Regions from separate parts of the Homo sapiens genome. Here region 2 is linked to region 1. Evidence: chromatin loops called from intact Hi-C (ENCODE). Cell type or tissue: B cell. All regions are shown on one strand.

The links. Hi-C counts contacts between places; a loop is a spot of excess contacts. Peaks named below come from ENCODE experiments on the same cell type or tissue, not always from the same donor. Only the 100,000 strongest peaks of a DNase experiment are listed, where the experiment ranks them.
Region 2: a loop joins it to region 1, with 13 times the contacts of the local background. A loop is called at or near these places in 1 of 110 quality-filtered maps.

The regions. Positions count from the first base shown.
Region 1 is chr4:2,597,432-2,599,931 of GRCh38, forward strand. All of the region lies in intron 2 of FAM193A (family with sequence similarity 193 member A), which reads left to right. Among named protein-coding and RNA genes, the nearest start is that of FAM193A, 62 kb to the left of the region's middle. RefSeq lists enhancers at 1-223, 224-1,176. In B cell, CTCF peaks have their summits at 1,343 (motif pointing right) and 1,543; DNase peaks (open chromatin) are centred at 430 and 1,410; H3K4me3 peaks cover 692 bases; H3K27ac peaks cover 2,255 bases.
Region 2 is chr4:2,711,195-2,713,694 of GRCh38, forward strand. The region is part of intron 19 of FAM193A (family with sequence similarity 193 member A); the gene reads left to right. Among named protein-coding and RNA genes, the nearest start is that of TNIP2, 44 kb to the right of the region's middle. RefSeq lists an enhancer at 1,118-1,337. In B cell, no CTCF peak of the experiment used is centred here; a DNase peak (open chromatin) is centred at 1,262; H3K27ac peaks cover 359 bases.

The sequences.
Region 1 (2,500 bases):
GACTCCAGCCCTGCTCTTGTATTTTAGCCTGCCTCTGCCCTTGGGAACAGGCTTCTGCTGTTTGCCCTGGTCCAGAGGCCAGCGGAAGTGCCTATGGTTCCCTGCAGTGCGTCTTGCCTGCGTTGGAGGAGGATCTCATTTCCCAGCCCCCGGCTTGTCTTGGTAATGGATAGTTTGTCAGATGAGCCATTCTCTCCTCACCAGAAACAGTGACCTTGGGAACAGCAGAGGTGTAGTGTTGGCCTGTGTTTGTGGATTCGGACCAGCTGTTGCTTTGTAGGTCAGCCTCTTTGTTGGAGCTGGCCTTTAAAAAAATAACATGATTTACCTTCCATTAAGATTCACTCTTTTTTTACTTAAAAAATGTTCACTACCACAGCTAAGCTACAGAACATTTGCATCACCCCATAAAATCCCCTTGTTCCCCTTGGTAGTCACTTCCCTTCCCCCGTCCTAGCCTCTGGTAACCACTCACCTGAATTTTTTTTTTTGAGACAGAGTCTCGCTCTGTCACCCAGGCTGGAGTGCAGTGGCACAATCTTGGCTCACTGCAACCTCCGCCTCCCGGGTTCAAGCAATTCTTCTGCCTCAGCCTCCCCAGTAGCTGGGACTACAGGCACGCGCCACCATGCCCAGCTAATTTTTGTATTTTTGGTAGAGATGGGGTTTCACCATGTTGGCCATTATGGTCTCGATCGTGATCCGCCCGCCTCTGCCTTCCATAGTGCTGGGATTATAGGCATGAGCCACCGCGCCTGGCCTGACCTGATTTTTGTTCCTACAGTTTTGCTTTTTCCAGAGTGTCACATATACTTCTGTAACTTGCATAATGCTTTTGAGAGTTACCCAAAATGTTGCATGCATCCGTAGTTTCTCTTTTTTATTGAGTAATTTTACAGATAAACCAATTTATGCATTCACCAATTAATTGATGGATGTTTGTGTTGTTCCCACGTTTGGGCTATTTTGAAAAAAGCTGCTATGAACATTATTTTTCTTCTGTGGACATCCTTTTTATGTGTTGCTGGATTGATTTGCTAAAGTTATGTTAATGATTTTTGCATCTGTGCTCATGAAGGCTGTCTGTAGGCCTCTTGTCTTACAGTGGCCTTCGGGGTCTCATAAAATGAGTTAGAATGTGTTCCTGTTTCTTCTCCTTTCTGGAAGACTGTGTTAGAATTGGTATTATCATCTCTTCCTTAAACGTTATTGGTTCTTGCTTTCTGTTTCTCTTGTTCTGTTTGGTCAAATGCCAGACAGTGTGCAGAGAGCATCAGGCTGAGGTTGTTTCCTGTGTCCTGTTGTGCACCTGGGAGGCCAGGTCAGTGCATTTGGCCTCAGCTGGGCTGTCTCTAGCACTGTGCGTGCTCGTGTGGGCCTGTAGAGGGGAGTCTCTCTCTACTTCCTCCTTGGCAAGGTCTCCGATGGTGGCATCTTCTCAGTTCCCCCCTCTAGCCTGACTCTTGGGCAGCTCTGTGCTCACGGCCTTGGGGGCAGCTTTCCCAGCGAGCCCACCTCTGCCCGGTGGCAGCCAGACTCTGCCTTGTATCTGCAGGGGTCTGACCGGCCCCGTGTCTTGTGCTGGTCCTGGCCTGTGTGTGGCACACGCCTTTCTCCAGGACAAGGAGAAAGGCATGTTTCCTTCCTCTCTGCTAGTGGATTAGCTGGAGACTTGGGTGCAGGTCTCCTGGGAATGAGTGGGAACATTCGTTTTGGGGCTTTCCAGGGGTTAGACTCCCACACTTGACACTCTCAACCTTTCAGAATTTGTTTAAAGTTAAACTGTTTTTTTTTTTTCTAACCACTTTTATGGCCTCCTTCCACTTTCCTTCCTCTGTCAAAGGTGAAACAGTAAGTGTGTCCCCTTCTCCCTGGAGGGGCTGCTGCACTTTGTTGTGTAGTTCCCTCCGGCAGCCTGGTCACTTCGGCTCTCTGATGGCCCAGAGATAGGATTTTATCAATTGTCCTGCTCTGTCTCTGGTCAGGGCTCTGGTCAGGGCTCAGAGTGCACGGCTCTCCTGCAGCTTTCTGCATCCAGAGGGGAAGTGGGGCTGAATTGCTGTCTTCTAGATAAGCATTCTGTTATCAGCAGTTGTAGGAGAATATTGGTGGGAATTTATCTTAACATCTTGCCTGACAGTTGCACGTTGCAAATTTCTCTGGAGACCTCTTCTTCCAAGATTGACCCATCCTAGCATCACGTCCTAGACATAGTCGTGCCTGGAAACCTAAGAAATCTCCATTTCAAACTTTCATCTTGATCATTGTCTGTCTTTGTAGCTCACTTGCTTGTCTTCTCTTGCCATAGTTTTTTTTTTTTTTTGAGACAGAGTCTTGCTCTGTTGCCCAGGCTGGAGTGCAGTGGTGCAATCTCAGCTCACTACAACCTCACTTCCTGGGTTCAAGAGACTATCGTGCCTCAGCCTCCCGAGTAGCTGGGACTATAGGCATGCGCCATCACACCTGGCTAATTTTTTTTTTTTTTTAGAGACACAGTCTC
Region 2 (2,500 bases), 110 kb after region 1:
TTTTTAATTTAGAAATTCAGTTCATTTTGTTTTTTCTTCCATTTTTATTGATAAAAGTGTTCAGCACGTGGAACTTTCCTCTGATCTTTTTCTTAACAATATCCCATGGAATCTGATAGATAATTTTTCCTTTTTTGTTTGTTTGTTTGTTTGTTTTGTTTTTGAGATGGAGTCTCTCTCTGTCGCCCAGATTGGAGTGCAGTGGCATGATCTCGGCTCACTGCCACCTCTGCCTCCTGGGTTCAAGCAATTCTCCTGTCTCAGCCTCCCGAGTAGCTGGGATTACAGGCATGCACCACCACGCCTGGCTAATTTTTGTATTTTTAGTAGCGACGGAGTTTCACCATCTTGGCCAGGCTGGTCTTGAACTCCTGACCTCAGGTGATCCACCCGCCTCTGCCTCCCAAAGTGCTGGGATTACTGGCGTGAGCCACCACGCCGAGCCTCCATTATTTTTTTTAAAGAAATTCTGGGCTGGGCGCTATGGCTCATGCCTGTAATCCCAGCACTTTGGGAGGCCGAGGCGGGCAGATCACTTGAGGTCAGGAGTTCGGAAACCCTGTATCTACTAAAAATACAAAAATTAGCTGGACGTGGTGGCACGTGCCTGTAGTCCCAGCTACTGTGGAGGCTGAGGCAGAAGAATCGCTTGAATTTGGGAGGCAAAGGTTGTGGTGAGCTGAGATGGTGCTGCTGCACTCCAGCCTGGGAGACAGAGCGAGACTCCATCTCCAAAAAAAAGAAATTATGTAATTTCCATGCGTCTTTTTTCTTTCACTCGATAGTGTAATAGGCAGCTTTTAAATTTCCAAGAGGAGAAACTTTGTTGTTGTTAATAATTTACAGGTTTTTTTCATTGTGATCAGAGAATATTGCTTTTGTTTTGCAAAACCTATTGATACTTTCTGAGGCCCAGTGTATGTCAGCTTTTGTAACTCCTCCATGTGTACTTGATAGAAGTGTATTTTCTTGGGTCTTGGTATAGAGTTCACTGTGTGTGTGTGTATATATATGTACGTATGTATTTACATATGGAGATACATATATGTATACACCTCCATGATACATTAATTCTGTTGTTTAGTCTTCTGTATATCCTTATTTTGTGTCCTCATGGCCTGTCTTCTGTGGCTTATTATTAATATGTTTCTGTGTTTTCTTGCATCTCCTGTTTCCGTGTTGTTTGGTGCACATTCCTGTTATATATTTTTAGTTACTTGTGGCTTTTTGTGTTGAGAAGCGGCCACCTTCTGGTCGTGCTTTGTGCCTGCGGCCTAAGTCCTGCTCTGTCTGCGTTGTGACTGCTGCCCCTGCTCTCCTTCGGCCCATTTGCCTGACGAGACAGCCTTGTCCTTGGCCCTTTGTTTCCAGCCTTTTTCTGAGTGCCTTGGTTTTAGGACGTTCTCTTGTGTGAAGCAAACCTGAGGCTTGCTTTGTGAGCCAAATTGAAAATCTTCTTTTCAGTCAGTTAAGCCCATTCACACTTAGTGATATAACTATGTGGTTGGTCTCAACCCTGTCATTATTTTATAATTTCTGTATTTTCTATTTACTGTTTTGTTTTTTGGGTTTTTTTAAAATGTGTTGTGGGGTTTTTTGCTTTTTTATTTAAAAAAAAAATTGTGGGGCTGGGCGTGGTGGCTCATGCCTGTAATCCCAGCACTTTGGGAGGCTGAGGCAGGCAGATCACCTGAGGTCAAGAGTTCAAGACCAGCCTGGCCAAGATGGTGAAACCCCATCTCTACTAAAAAATACAAAAATTAGCCCAGGTGTGGTGGTGCATACCTGTAGTCCTAGCTACTTGGGAGGCTGAGGCAGGAGAATTGCTTGAACCTGGGAGGTGGAGGTTGCAGCGAGCTGAGATTGTGCCACTGCACTCCAGCCTGGGCGACAGAGCTAGACTCTGCTTCAAAAAAAAAAAAAAAAAATTGTCCAGGTGCTGTGGCTCACGCCTGTAATCTCAGCACTTTGGGAGGCCGAGGGGGGCAGATCATGAGGTCAAGAGATCAAGACCATCCTGGCCAACATGGTGAAAACCCTGTCTCTACTAAAAATACAAAAGTTAGCCAGGCGTGGTGGCGCGCACCTGTAGTCCCAGCTACTCGGGAGGCTGAGGCAGGAGAATTGCTTGAACCCAGGAGGTGGAGGTTGCAGTGAGCTGAGATCGTGCCACTGCACTCCAGCCTGGCAATAGAGCGAGACTCCTTATCAGAAAACAAAAAAAAATTGGGGTATTAGGAAAATGGGTGCTTTTTTCCTAGTGCATTCCTATAGACTTGCATACCCCACTCATGCTCCTTGGGCCTGGGTTCCCTGTGTACCCCCTCGTGGCCTGCTGTGTTGGCATTAGGGGGTCCTCTGACACCCACTCATTGCCTCCACAGCAGGCAGTGAGTGAATTCCATTCTTTGTGTTTTCTCTTTCCTGTCTCCCTGTCTCTCCTCTTCCCATTTTTTGTTGGTGGTGTTTCTGCTCTGTCAGAACACACGGTATTCTTAGG